Regions from separate parts of the Homo sapiens genome. Here region 2 is linked to region 1. Evidence: chromatin loops called from intact Hi-C (ENCODE). Cell type or tissue: adrenal gland. All regions are shown on one strand.

The links. A loop is a pair of places that touch in the nucleus more often than their neighbours do. Peaks named below come from ENCODE experiments on the same cell type or tissue, not always from the same donor. Only the 100,000 strongest peaks of a DNase experiment are listed, where the experiment ranks them.
Region 2: it touches region 1 in a loop (2.1-fold over the local background); 2 of 110 quality-filtered maps call a loop at or near these places.

Annotation. Positions count from the first base shown.
Region 1 is chr4:102,661,451-102,669,450 of GRCh38, forward strand. MANBA (mannosidase beta) reads right to left here. Exons shown (of 17, transcript NM_005908.4): 10 at 7,513-7,599; 11 at 3,235-3,402. It also overlaps the pseudogene RPL21P49. Among named protein-coding and RNA genes, the nearest start is that of MANBA, 96 kb to the right of the region's middle. In adrenal gland, no CTCF peak of the experiment used is centred here; no DNase peak of the experiment used is centred here.
Region 2 is chr4:102,770,192-102,778,191 of GRCh38, forward strand. LOC102723704 (a long non-coding RNA gene) reads left to right here and starts at 6,846. Exons shown (of 5, transcript NR_125932.1): 1 at 6,846-7,032; 2 at 7,706-8,000. It overlaps LOC124900743 (a long non-coding RNA gene), which reads right to left. Exons shown (of 2, transcript XR_007058208.1): 2 at 7,895-8,000. In adrenal gland, no CTCF peak of the experiment used is centred here; no DNase peak of the experiment used is centred here.

The sequences.
Region 1 (8,000 bases):
TCAGTAGATGTTGGGTGAATTTAAAAATATTAAAAAGTATGATGAAACTATAGGTGATACTAAATGTTTAAAAATATTTTTGCTACAATGGCTTTGAAGAACATTGAAGAAGAAGGCCAGTCAATTGGCCTTGATTGATCAAGCTTGACAGATTTCCCTTCATTCCTTGAGATTCTTGAGAAATTTGGCACGCTGAGCCATGCAGTAAAATTACAAACAAGTCTCTACCTAAAAATATCTGGCTTTGACGATGCATTATAATTTCCTTCCACTTATAAATCCTTTATTCTTGAGGTGTGGTTATTTGTTGCAAATCTCACAGATGACATCTTTCTAAGCCATGACCTTAAACCCTTAGTTGGACCAGGAAATACCATAAGGTGATCCAAGAGAATGGCCATAAAAAGAAAGCATGTGCAGCAGGAAACCAATCATTACAGCCAATTTGTAGATGAATCAATTTATGGTACTTTCCCTTTTTATGATGCCTAATACTTTGATGGAAACTAAAAGCAGTAGTGGTTATGTAGCTTTTAATACTATTCATCTTTGAAAAAATTTACAAACATCAGTTATTGCCCATGGCTCGTTTTAAGATAAATAAGTCCCTAAAAAGAAAGGCATATCTCCATTTCAGAGGTAAAAAAGAAATGGCACAAAGAAGCTAATTTTTTAAAGCTTAAGAATGTAGTGTTAAAATTAATGATCAAAATGTGTAAGTATCTGAAGATCTACCTTGTTGAACAAAAGCAATAAGGATGATGATGATGATGATGACGATGGCTAGTTTTAATTAAAAGGTTACTGTGGGCCAGGCGTGGTGGCTCACACCTGTAATCCCAGCACTTTCGGAGGCCGAGGTGGGTGGAGCAGGAGGTCAGGAGATTGAGACCATTCTGGCCAACATGCTGAAACCCTGTCTCTATGAAAAATACAAAAATTAGCTGGGTGTGGTGGTGCATGCCCGTAATCCCAGCTACTCGGGAGGCTGAGGCTACTCGGGAGAATTGCTTGAACCCAGGAGGCAGAGCTTGCAGTGAGCCAAGACCGCACTACTGCACTCCAGCCTGGTGACAGATGAGACAGATGAGACTCCATCTCAAAAAAAAAAAAAAAAAAAAAGTTACTGTGAACCACCATCTTTCAGTAATTCACTACAACGATGACACGCAAAGGGAAAGAGGAAAGGCACCTGATATTCTCTAGGCCTTTTAGAAAATATGGAGTTGTTCCTTTGGCCATATACATGTGAATCTACAAGAAAGGTGATGTAGACATCAGGGAAATGCATCTGGTTCAAAAAGGAATGCCCCACAAACGTTAATGTGGGAAAACCAGAGGAGTCTACTGTGCTACCCAGCATGCTGTTGGCACTGTTGTAAACAAACAAGTGCAAGATTGTTGCCAAGATAATTAATGTGTTGAGCATATTAAGCACTCTAGGAGCCAAGATAGCTCCCCAAAACTCAAGAAGGAAACAAAGGAAAAGAAAAAGAAGGAAGCCAAAGAGAAAGGAGCCTGAGTTCAATGGAAGCACAGCTGGCTCCACCCAGAGAAGTGCACTGTGAGAACCAATGGAACAGAGCCTGAGTTTCTAGAACCTGTTCCCTATGAATGCATGGCATAACAGGTGTTTAAAAAATAAAAGAGCTCTGGACTGTAAAAATATTTCTTTTCATTAAGCAGAAATGTGTTGTCCCCTGCCCCAAAGAAATATTTTAACTTTAAAAAAAAAAAAGTTACTATGCGTCAGACTGAGTCATGTGCCTTCCATCCATTATCTCACTTAGTCCACATAACAGCTCTTAAAAGTTAGCTCCTATTTTTAACCTAATTTTATAGATGGGAAAAGGAGGATTAAGTAACTCACCCAAGGTTACATAGACAGGAAGTGGCCCAGCCAGGATTTCAAAGCCTGCATACTTAACCACTATGCTATAAAATGAAAACCCTCAGAAACTATAAATCCATCAAACATGAAAAACATAATATCAATATTGTGAATAAAAAGATTATAAAATAAGTGTTCTGTAAATATTTTTTAAAATTTGTATCATCACATTTTGTGAATAGAAAAATTCTTCATGACACATGTCTTAGTATATCAGGTAAACTATAAATTTGAACCCATGTTTTTCATGAATTCTCAATGAAGTTTCTTCTATAAATGGAATAGTGCCATAAACTGGGCATGTTTAGGTGCTAATATCACATACTATTTTAAAAAATAGATGCCTTTTCAAATTGCTTCTGGATATACCCAGATATTTAAAACATCTATTTACAGACACAAAAGTGTAAAGACAACCAGATTATTAAATCACATGTTAAACAAAGTTTTTCAAAAGTTAAAACTTTTGAAGGCATTACTGAAAAAAATGCTGCTTTTTCTCACAAAAAGGCCAATTTATATTAACATATGTCTGTATAATATGCCAATTAGACAAACAGTGGTGCAAAGAGAACCACTATAGAGCAAGGGCCATACAGCGGGGTTGGAGACCAGCTCTCTCATCTCTCTTTGTCCCTTAAATCACATACCAGGACATTCATATGTGATATATACCAAAGTCTACTACTTTAACACATACGATTACAGAATTTTAGAAGTGGCATATCAATAATCATCGAATCTAGAGATTCTAAACTTTTTGGGATCCACGGATGGACTCCAAGGAGCATGTGACAACCTAGCATTGTAAGCACTGCATTGGTGTATGTGTGGAGAGCTGCACAGAGAAGTTAATCCTCCAAAAAGTCCACAGCCCATGAATCCTTTCATCTGCTGCTGCACTACAATGGGATACCCTGTATTCAAACGATACTGTTGAAGACAGCCCTAAAAAGGGGCATAAAACATACTATACCAGTATTCAAACTTATCCACTTTAAACATACATTCTTTTTTTTTTTTTTGAGACGGAGTCTCGCCCTGTCGCCCAGGCTGGAGTGCAGTGGCGCGATCTCGGCTCACTGCAAGCTCTACCTTCCGGGTTCACGCCATGCTCCTGCCTCAGCCTCCCGAGTAGCTGGGACTACAGGCGCCCGCCACCGCGCCCAGCTAATTTTTTTTGTATTTTTAGTAGAGACGGGGTTTCACCGTGGTCTCGATCTCCTGACCTTGTGATCCGCCCGCCTCAGCCTCCCAAAGTGCTGGGATTACAGGCGTGAGCCACCACGCCCAGCCCTAAAGATACATTCTTAAATTCTACTGCATTAAAAATCATTACTTACTGCCAGTACGAGCTCTCTGATGTTTTTCACATAGAGTGTCACATAGTCCTTGATGTAGATTGGCCGGTCAGTGAAACTGATATGATACCAATTCATCATCAGCGCCTCCTCATTTTCATTATTGCCACTCCATATGATGATAGAAGGATGAGATTTCAGTCTCTTGATCTGAAAATTAAGAAAACATAAAATGATTTTCAAAGAGTTAACATAAAAAATTCAGAGCTATAATTACTCATAAAATTAAAGCCCTTGCATTTCTGCACATAAATTCTTATGTGCCAAAAACCTAATTTGAAAATGGCTAGTCATGTTAGCTGCAGGAATACATTTTAAGAAATCTCTGAGATTCTTTTTAACTAGATTTTATAAACACTGATACATAGGGTTTCTCTTCTCTGCTATATAAAAACTGAAGATAATATAATCCCTTTTTTAGAAAGAGAAAGAAAAGGGGAATGAATAAACTCTTCACTCTGTGGATTGCCACAAAGAAAACTTTCAGGAAATACAAAAGGCAGGAGACATTATATTTTGGGGATTGGTTCTTAAGAGCAAATTGGACAAATTGGAGTTCTGTGTGAAGAAATAAATGAAGCAAAGCAAACACTACCACTGAAAGAAGGACGGAGGTTCCTATGCAGTCCTCACTGAGATCAGAAAACCAGAAGGGGAACTAGAGAAGGTTTTACAAAGCAAGTGAGTACTAGAGGTATGCTGGCAGTTAAAGACAAATATGGAATACTCTAAAGGAAAACAGATTAGGGCAATCAGGGTTGATGTCTCCTGAAATAACTATCAATGTCGTGTCCTGAGAAATCAACTAACATTAAGTTACTGAATGTACCTAAATATAAAAGGGAAAATTAGAGAATCTACCTGAAAACCGTGCCACACGAGGCCTGCATAAACTGAGCTCATCTGGGCTGGCCCTACATAAAGACAAAAGGATCCACTTGTGTTATGTTTGCACTGGACAGATTCAGACATGTCCCTTCTTCTAATACACTAGGACATGTGCCCCAGTAGAGAGCAATTAAATTCCTCTGAGAATGGCAGAGTGAGTCAATGGTCAAGAAAAATTCTTTTGGAACATGTTTTGGCAATGTTACCTCATTGATATTTATAGGTTCACCTTCGCTGTGATGCATGATTACACTGATTGCCCCCCACTGATGCTCTCAATGTGTTCTCCATTCAAGAAGCTCAGAAACTCACATAGATGAAATAGAGATGCACTGAAGGTATATTAAAGAGATATATTTCATTTTTAAAAAAATTAAGTCTTGTGTTTTTCTCAGCCAGCCATATAAACACTATTTCCTTTTTTTGTCTTTGTACATGCCCAAGAAAGGGACAGCTGCTACCAACTGTGACTGACATATTTATGCCACTGATGAAAATACAAATATAAATCCTGAAGTGGCAAAAAGCTTCAGTAGCACCGTGTTACACACAACCCTCAAGCTGACTTAGAGTTTTATGGTAAGCTTTACTTTAAAATTTTAACAAACTTTGCATGCAATGGCTCTCCTTATCTTTAATAATGCATCAAAGAACTGAAGATACATAAATGTTAGATTTTAATTATTTATACGAAAGAAAACTAAAAATAAAACTGAAATGCTTGCAACCTGTGTAACTACAATTAATATGTTTACAGTTATTCATTCATCCATTCATCTATCCACTTTGTGAATAATCCACAGAGTGGGGACGCAGAGGGGAATGAGTCCTAGGCCTCAGGGAGATGACAATCTTGCAGAGGTGACAAATCCTTGAACAAGTAATTCAAAGTGTGATGTGTGTCTCAAAAGGCAAAAGATTTTTCCCATGCTTAAGGTAAGAGGGGCCAAAGGAGAACAAAGGAGGTGGCTCACAAGGGCAGTGGATGGGGAAGATGTTCCAGGACATAGACAGCAAGATGGAGATGGTGCCTGAACAGGTGCAGACACCAGCTGGCCGGAGTCCCGCATTAAGAGGATCTTACACCTTACCCAGAGGTCAAGAAGCCACCTCAGGGGAAGTGTTGGCTAGGGAAGGAGTTCGATTGTACTTTTTAAACCTTTTATTTTAAAATGAAACACAGTTACAGAAAACAAATTATGACACGGTCAATTATCATAAGGCAATCACCCTTGTAGCCACCACCCAGTGCAGCCAGGCCGGAAGCCATCCACGTGCCTCTTCCTAATCACAGCCCCTTCCTCCTTCCAAAAGTAACCACTATCTAGAGTATCATAGTGTAATAGAAATCGCTTCCTTGCATTTCTGTATGGTTTTTCACAAAATATACATCTGCAGACACTATAATATGAACTCTAGATTTTAACACACTTGATGGATTCAATTCATTGACATCCTTATCTTTATTGAATCTCAAATTGTCCCCCTTTTGGTTGTTCAGAGTCTCTCAAAATCCTTTTGACATAACTTTGATAGCTTCCTTGTTATCTGCATGTTGAGATATTCCAGGATCAGGGTTCTGAGCAGGAATGTGGTATGACTTAAAATGTGTCAGTGGAAGATGACTTTGGCAGCTCTGTTGAGTATGCACATATTGAAAGAGACCAATGCTAGGGAGTCCAATCAGAAAACAAATGCAATGATTGAGGAGAGGGAAAAATAGGATTTGAATTAGAGTAGTAAGCACGGGGGTGAGAAAGTAAATACAAATACTAGTAACATTGATATCAAAAAATTGTCTCAACTTAAAACCAGATGGATGTGGGAGGTGAGAAAGAAGAAAGTATCAATGACTTTCATATTTCCTGCTAAAAAGAAAAATCTTGAAAGAGTGCACTGGGGAAAAGATAATAGATGTACTTTGAAGACACGCTGAGTTAGTGTGACAGCTGCTATTATTTGTTATTTCTTTTGAACTGCATGACTTACACGTATTATCCTATTTAATTTTTGAAACAGTTTCATGAGGAGTGACATCATACTAGAGTTATAGATACAGAAATTGAGGCTCAAGAGGTAAAGTGACCTCCCTAAGGTTGCAGACTCACCATTCAAGAAGAAATATCAAAATATTTGTTCTTTGTATATCAACATTACAAAAAATCTGGCAGACAGTTGGACATGAGAAATTGAAATCAGAGTCAATAATTATCCACATTGTAGCTTTACCTGAGGTTACCGAGAAAATGGATTTGTTTCCTTCTTTAACATGTTGCAGAGCACTATAAAAACTCAATATGTCTCCACAGTCTTGCAAACTCTTTACAAGGTAGGGGTGATCTCCTGGTGCAGTGATCATTTCCAATGGATGCTAATGAATCAGTCCGATGTTTCAGTAGTATTTTACTAGCATATGATACACTCACAAGTTGGTTTCTAAACTGTATTTTGGGAGTACATCATAATTCAGAATTTTCATGTATTGACAAGCATCCCACTCTGATTCTACATGGAAACCCATGCCATGCACTTAATATTTAGGGGAGAGGAAATATAATGCAATCTGTGTTTCAAAGCATGATCATCCCCTAAACAGACCTTGCTGCAAAAATAAGTATATTCAGCACACAGCTCATAAACCTCAGATCTGTGGCTAAAATTATCAGTTGATAATATTATATTAACACCATTGCCATTTGTGAAAAGAAGATATCCAGGATCATTTTATATATTTCCTGTGCCAGACCTGGAGTCGGCCATTTCTCTAAGAAGCTTTTCTCTTAACAGGAAAGATTACTTCAATATAAGAATACTCAACACTACAACGTTGGGCATTATTTCTAGATCTTTTCAGTAGGCAGAGAAAGCATATAATCACTTCCTTGCATTTATATATCTGTGAATATAAATATAAATGTCAATATGTGGAATCTAAAATAAATCAAGGAATCAATAATCAATTTAAACTTTCTCCTGAGCAATTCAAACAGTGGTGTTGCTGTTTGCTGAGATGGAGAAAACTTCAGAAGAAGCAAGATTGGGGAGGGGGTGCAATATAAGTTTAGTTTGTACATGTTACATTTCAGATGCCTGTTAAACCTCCAAGCAGAGGCACCAGGTAGGCAGTTGGATATAAGAAAGAGGAATTCAGCAGAGAAATCAGGACTGGGGATAAATCTGGGAGTCATCAGCCAATAGATGATGGTAAAGCCATGACACTGGGTACAATCACCTAGGATGTCAATTACCTGGCTGTGTAATTTTTCATGGGATTTAGTAGAGAACAAAAACCAAAATGAAGCAAGATTTAACAAAAGGCAATACTAAAACATATTATTTGTTTTATTTCTTCTTGGAAGGGTAGTAACATACCTGGTAGGCAACTTCTGCTGTCACTGAATCCAGGAAGCCCTGATCAGTTGGATAAAGGGCACAGGCAAACATAAAATCCTGCCATACCTAGCAAATCAAATAAAAGGGAATGCAACACTTCCATAAGTTTTATTACACAGAAGAAAGTCTTTATTCTGAGCTCTGGGCATTATCTTTCACACAAATGAAAAATCCAGTTAGCCTGATGAGTGTGATCACTGGGGCGCCATTATGCATAATTTGATACCAAGAAATGTATCAAAGACATTAGGACTTCCCAGAACTGCACAAAATCTGAGAAGAGAAAATCCTAGGCAGGTATAGAAGAAAGAGAAGATGGAAGAATTTGAAAAAGAAAAAATGTGTGGAGGGGACACAGAATGAGGCTTCCCTCCAGCCCCTTGTCACTCCTAATTCATTCCAATTTTCACCAGGCATTTGGTATTGAGATGCACCAGACTGTTAAGAATCATACTTCATTTATAAAG
Region 2 (8,000 bases), 110 kb after region 1:
TCACACAATATACCCTTGTAACAAACCTGCACATATACCTCCTGAATCTAAAATAAAAGTGAAAAAATGTGTTTAAGTGAACTTGGAGTCACTCTAAATGTATACTGCAAACTCTAGGGCAACCAGTGAAAAAAAAATTTAAAGGAATGCAACTGATGTGCTAAGAAATATGATTATATAAAATGTTCAGTTAAAACCACAAAAGGCAGAGGAAGAGTGGAAGACAAAGATAGAACAAAGAACAAGGGCAACAAACAGAAAAGAGTAACAGGGTGATGGTTGCACCAAAATCTCAGAAATCACTGCTAGAGAACTTATCCATGTAACCAAAAATCACCTGTTCCCCAAAAAGTATTGAAATAAAAAGACAGTAACAAATGTGGTTATTGTCAGATGTTATAGATATTAATCCAACTCTATCAATGGTCTAAATACACCAGTTAAAGGACAATTGTCGGAGTAGATGAAAACAATAAGACCCAGCTATATGTTGTCTATAAGTGACCTATTTTCATTATAAAGACACATCTAGATTAAAACTTAAAAGAAGGACAAAGATATACCACACTTACATTAATTTTTTAAAAAGTGAGTAGCTATATTAATTTCAGAGAAAGCACACTTCAGAGCAAAGAAAATTATCAGGATACAGAGGGACATTACATAATGATAAGTGGGTCAGTTCTCCCAAAAGACCTTACAATCCATAATGTGTATGTGCTTAATTAATAACAGAACATCAAAATACATTAATCAAAAACAGAGAGAACTGTAAGAAGAGAAAGATAAATCTACTAATATATTTGGAGACTTCAGCAGCCCTCCATCAGTAATAGAGAGATCTAGCAGGCAAAAAAATCAGTAAGGACAAAGTTGAACTCAACAATACCATCAATCAACTGGGTATAGTTGACAGCTGTAGACCATTTCATCCAACAACAACAGAATACACATTCTTCTGTAGGTCACATAGAACATTCACTGAGATAGACCATACTTTGGGCCATAAATTACACCTTAACAAATTTAAAAGAATATAAATTACAAAATGTGGAATTAAACTAGAAAGCAATAACAGAATGAAAGCTGGAAAACCTCAAAATACTGGATGATTAAACAGCACAATTCCAAATAACACACAAGTCAACAAAGAAATCTCAAGATAAATTAAAACATTTTTAATACATTAATTAAAAAACAATTTTATCAAAATGTGTGGGACCCGCAAAGCAGTGCTTAGAAATTTACAGCATTAAAGTCATGTATTAGGAAAAAAGAAAGATCTAAAATCAGTAATCAAAACATTCACCTTGGGAAGCTAGAAAAGACCAATTAAATCCAAAGTAAGCAGAAGGAAAGGAACGATAAAAATTAAAGCAGAAATAATGAAATTTTTCAAGGAAATCAGGGAGGAGGGGGTAAGAAAAAAATATGAATGCATTTATTACTACTGACTTTTACACTTAAAAATGGTAAAGATGGTAAATTACATATGTATATTTTACCTCAATAAAAATTTTTACAAGAAAATAGGAAATCAATAGAGAAAATCAACAAAACCAAATGCTGGTTTTTTTTAAAAGATCAGTAAAATTGATAAGCCTCTAGCCAGGCTAAGAAAATAAGAGAGAAGACACAAATTATTCATATAACAAATGAAAGAGGGAACATCATTACAGATCCCAATCAGACATTAAAATGATAAAAAAGAAATACTATGAGCAAATTTATGTTCACACATTTGATAGCATAGATGAAATAGCCAATTCCTTGAAAGATACAATCTGCTGAAAAGTTACACAAGAAGAAATAGACGATCTTAATAGGCCTATATCTATTAAAGAAATTGAGTCAATAATCAATAATCTTGCAAAACAGAAAGCACCAGGCCAGATGGTTTGCTAGACAATTCTACCAAACATTTAAGGAAGAAATTATACCAATTCTCTACAATTTCTTCCAGAAGACAGAAGCAGAGGGAATATTTGCTAACTCATTCTATGGGGCCAATATTACCCTCATATTATAAAACAAAGACATTACATGAAAATAAAACTACAGCCGGGCACAGTGGCTCACGCCTGTAATCCCAACACTTTGGAAGGCCGAGGCGGGCAGATCACGAGGTCAGGAGACTGAGACTATCCTGGCTAACACGGTGAAACCCCGTCTCTACTAAAAATACAAAGAAATTAGCCGGGCGTGGTGGCGGGCACCTGTGGTCCCAGCTAGTTGGGAGGCTGAGGCAGGAGAATGGCGTGAACCCGGGAGGCGGAGCTTGCAGTGAGCCGAGATCGCGCCACTGCACTACAGCCTGGGCGAAAGAACGAGACTCCATCTCAAAAAAAAAAAAAAAAAAAGAAAACAAAACAAAACCACAGACTCACCCAGAGCAATATCTCTCATGAACATACATGAAAAATTTCTCAACAAAAAATTAGCAAATTGAATCCAACAATATATAAAAAGAATTATACACTATGACCAAGTGGGATTCATTCTGGGTATACAAGGCTAGTTCAACATCTGAAAATCAACTCATCACACCAACAGGCTAAAGAAGAAAAAAAACACATGATCATATCAATAGATGAAGAAAATAAAGAAAAAGCATTTGACAAAATCCAACAGCCATTCATGACAAAAACTCTCAGCAAACTAGAAATGGAAGTGAACCTCCTCAACTTGATTATAAGAAGTAAAATAAAAAAACTACAACTAACATCATATTTAATGGCGAGAAGCTAGAAAACTTTATTGCTAAGATCACAAACAGGGCAAGATGTGTCCTATCACAACTCCTTTTCACCATCGTACTGGAAACCCTAGCTAATGCACAAAGACTAGGAAAGGAAATACAGTCATGTGCCACTTGACAACTTTTCAGTCAATGACAGATTACATATACAACGGTGGTTCCATAAAATTGCAATGGGGAAGAAAAACTCCTATTGCCTAGTGAGGTTGTAGCGACTGTAATGTCATAGTGCAACACATTACTCATGTTTATGGTGATGCTGGTGTAAACAAACCTACTGTGCTGCCATGCATATAAAAGTATAGCACTCAGTTATATACAGTGCATAATACTTACTAATAAATGACTATGCTATTGGTTTATGTATTTGCTATACTATACTTTTTATCATTATTTTACGGTGTACTACTTCTATTTACTTTTTTTTTTTTTTTTTTTTTTGAGATGGAGTATTGCTTTGTCGCCCAGGCTGGAGTGCAGTGGGGTGATCTTGGCTCACTGCAAGCTCTGCCTCCCGAGTTCACGCCATTCTCCCGCCTCAGCCTCCCAAGTAGCTGGGACTACAGGCGCCCGCCACCACACCCGCCTAATTTTTTGTATTTTTTTTAGTAGAGACAGGGTTTCACCGTGTTAGCCAGGATGGTCTCGATCTCCTGACCTTGTGATCCGCCCGCCTCGGCCTCCAAAAGTGCTGGGATTACAGGCGTGAGCCACCGCGCCCAGCCTCTACTTACTTTTTTAAAGAAAGTTAACTATAAAACAGTCTCAGGCAGGTCCTTCAGGAGGTATTCCAGAAGAAGGCATTGTTATCACAGGAGATGACAGCTCCAGGTGTGTTATTGCACTTGAAGACCTTACAGTGGAACAAGATGTGGAGGTGGGAGACAGTGATATCGATGATCCTGGCCCTATGTAGAACTAGAACTATGCAGAACTAACTATGTAGGTTAATGCTTGTGTTTGTGTCTTAGTTTTAAATAACATCTTTAAAAAGAAAAAATAAAACAAAAATTTAAAAAAATAGAAAATATCGTATAGAATATGAGTTTAAAGAAAATATTTTTGTATAGCTATACAGTGTGTTTGTGTTTTAAGCTAATTGTTATTTACAAGAGAGTTAACAAGTTGAAAAATTAAAACATTTATAAAGTTAAAATGTTACAGTAAGCTAAGGTTAATTTATTATTGAAGAAACAAAAAATATTTTTCATAAATTTAATATACCCTAAGTCTACAGTGTTTATGGGCGACAGGTATCCAAAATATACAAAGAACACTTAAAACTAAGCCATAAGAAAATGAACAAAAAAATCTCAACAGACACCTCACTAAAGAAGATATACAGGTGGCAAATAATTATATAAAAATAAGCATACATCATAAGAGAAATTGCAAATGAAAACAAAATGAGATACCACTACATACCTATTAGAATGGCCATTATCCCAAAGGCTGTCAACAGCAAATGCTGGTGAGGATGTGGAGGAACAGAAACTGTCATTCATTGCTGGTGGGAATGCCAAATGATAAAGCCACTTCGGAAGACAGTTTGGCACTTCTTTACAAAACCTAAGCATACTCTTAGCACATGTGATCATTAGTTTTATGTATCAACTTGACTCGGTCATGGGTTGACCAGATATTTAGTCAAACATTATTCTGGGTGTTTCTGTGAAGGTGTTTTGGGATGAGGGTACTATTTAAGTTGGTAGACCAAGTAAAGCAGATTGCCCTCCGTAATGTGGATAGGCCTCATCCAATCAGTTGAAGACCTGAATAGAGCAAAAGATTGACCCTCTCTGAAGGAAGAGACAACTCTTCTGCCTGACAGGCTTCAGACTGGAATACTGTCTCTTCCTGGTTCTACAGCAGCCTGCCAGCCTTTGGACTCAAACTGGAACATTAGCTCTACAGATTTTGGACTTACCACCTCTGTAATTGTGTGAGCTAATTTCTTATAATAAATCTCTTTATAATGTATATACATCCTACTGGTTCTGTTTCTCTGGAGAATCTTGACTAATATGCCATATGATCCAGTATTTGGATTCCTTGGTATTTACACAAAGGAGCTGAAAATATATATCCATCCAAAAACCTGCACATGGATGTTTATAAGAGCTTTAGCCATAATTGCCAAAATCTGGAAGCAACCAAGATTTCCTTCAGTAGGTGAATGGATAAACCAGGTGTCTGGTACATCCAGACAATGGAATATTATTCAGCACTTAAAAAATGGGCTCAGTCGCTCACACCTGTAATCCCAGCACTTTGGGAGTCTGAGACAGGCAGATCACCTGAGGTCAGGAGTTTGAGACCAATCTGACCAACATAGCGAAACCTCATCTCTACTAAAAATACAAAAATTAGCCAGGTGTGGTGATGCATGCTGTAATCCCAGCTACTTGGAAGGATGAGACAGAAGAATTGCTTGAACCCGGGAGACGAAGGTTGCAGTGAGCCGAGATTGCGCCACTGCACTCCAGACTGGGTGACAGAGCAAGACTCCATCTCAAAAAAAAAAAAAAAAAAAAAAAAAGAGGGCTATCCAGGCGTGGTGGCCCATGCCTGTAGTTGCAGCTACTTTGGAAGCTGAGGCGGGAGAATTGCTTGAACCTGGGAGGCAGAGGTTGCAGTGACCCAAGATTGCACCACTACACTCCGGCTTTAAGTGCATATTACTAAGTGAAAGCAGCCTATCTGAAAGTCTACATACTGTATGATTCCAACTATATGACAATCTGGGAAAGGCAAAACTATGGGAGACAATAAAAACATCAGTAGTTGCCAAAAATTGCAGGGAGGAAGGGATGAACAGGTGGAGCACAGAGGATTTTTAGGGAAGTGAAAATACTCTGTGATACTAGAATGGTGGATACATGTCATTATAATTTGTCCAAATCCATAGAATGTAAAACACCAAGAGAGAAATCTAATGTTAACTATGGACTTTGGGTGATAATGATACATCAATGCAGGTTCATAAATTGTAACACATGTATTACTCTGCTAAGGATGTTGATTAAGAAGCAGGCGGTGGGGGAGCAGAGTCTGCATGTGCTGAGCAGGGTGTGTACTGGAATTATGTACTATCCACTCAGTTTTGCTGGGAATCTAAGATTGCTCTATAAAGTTTTTTTTTAAATGAGCAAATGATTTGGATAAATATTTATCCAAAGAAAACATATACATGGCTACTAAGCACATAAAAAGATGCTCAACATTATTAGTTATTAGGCTCCTTGGTCCATTCAGGCTGCTATAACAAAATACCATAAACTGGATAGCTTATAAACAAAAGAAATTTATTTCTCACAGTTCTGGAGTGTGGGAAGTCTAAGATCAAGGCACCAGCAGATTCAGTGGGTGGTGAGAGCCCACTTTCTGCTTCATCGATGGCACCTTCTTATGGTGTCCTCACATGATGGAGGGGACAAAGGAGCACTTCTCAGGCTTCCTTTATAAGGGCGCTATTACCATTCATAGGGTAGAGCCCTCATAACCTAATCATATCTCAAAGGCTTTCCAACCCCTAATAATACCACCTTAGGTATTAGAATTTCAACATATTAATATTGGGGTCAGGGAGTGGGAGCAGATCATAACATTAGGGAAATGCCAATCAAAACCACAATGACATACCATTTCACACCCACTAGGATGGCTATAATAAAAAATATGGTCAATAACAGGTGTTTGCGAGGATGTAGAAAAACTAGAATTCTTGTACATCACTGGTAGAAATGTAAAATGGTATGGCTTTTGTGCAAAAGAGGTTGGTGGTTCCTCAAAAAATTAAATGTGGAGTTACTATATGACCCAGAACTTTCAATCCTACATATATACCCAAAAGAATTAAACATATAGGCTCACACAACAAGTTGCGCACAGATCTTCACAGCAGTATTATTTATAATAGCCAAAAAGTAGAAACAGCCCAAATGTCTATTAATTGGCTCATGTATAAACAAAATGTGATATATGCATGCAATGGAATATTATTCAGCCATTAAAAGAAATAGAATGCTGATAATGACATCATATTGTATGATTCCATTTATAGGAAATGTACAGAATAAGCAAATCCATAGAAACAGAAAAGAGATAAGTGCTTGCCAGTGGTTGGGTATTGGAGGAATGGGAATGGCTGCTAATTGGTACGGTGTTTATAATGTGATGAAATGTTTTGGAAAGAGATACTGGAGATGATTGCCCAACCTCGTGAATATATTAACATCGACTGAATTGTACCCTTTAAAATGGTAGACTTCATGGTATGTGAATTATATCTTAATTTGAAAAAATTATTTTAAGGTACGAGTAATGTAGATTTCAGGAATCCCTTTATGTCTTAAAATGAATTTATTTTGACACTACACTTTGTTGATAGTTTGACTGAGTAAATAATTCTAGGTTCAAGAGGAATTATTTTTTTTTAAACCTTGAAGACCTTTACCCTACCATATTCTAGCTTTCATTATGGCTGATGAGATGTCTGATTTTTTCCCCCTTTCTTTATTTGCTTATTTTTCTTTCCCTCCTTCCTTCCTTCTTTTCTTTTTTTAAGAAGAACTAGAAATTCTTCCTGGAAACTTTTAGAGTGTCCTCTTTATCTTTGTTTTTCTGAATCTCACAGTTATGATTCTGACAGTGAGTGTTAGGTAGGAAGGGAAATAATTGATCTTTATCAACATGAATATTGCTTCTCTGTTCAACTTATAAAAATATTCTTTTTTAAAATTTATTTTTATTGAAGACTAGTTTATATACATTGAAATTCACACATCTTAAGTGTACAATTTGATGAGTTTTAGCAAATGTACATACTTGTGTAACTACCATTTCATGTGCTTTTTGGTCATTTGTATTTTTTTCTTTTCTAAAATGTTTGCCTAAGTCTCTTTCTCATTTACAGTGGATCCAATTTGTCAATTTTTTCTTTTACAGATTGTGCAAGAGGAAGATGTATGTCACGTCAAAGAATTATTTGCTAGTCCTAAGTCCTGAAATTTCTATTTTTTCCTAAACATTTTATGGTTTTATATTTTACATATAAGTTCATGAGTTAATTTTTGCATAAAGTATGCGTTTTAAGTTGAGCTTCTTTTTTTTGCTTACAAATGTCACTTTGACAAATTTTAAAACTGAGTTATCTTTATTACTGAGTTGTAAGAATTCTTTCCATCCCCTAGATACACATCCTTTGTCAGATGTATGTATTACAAATATTTTCTTTTGGTCC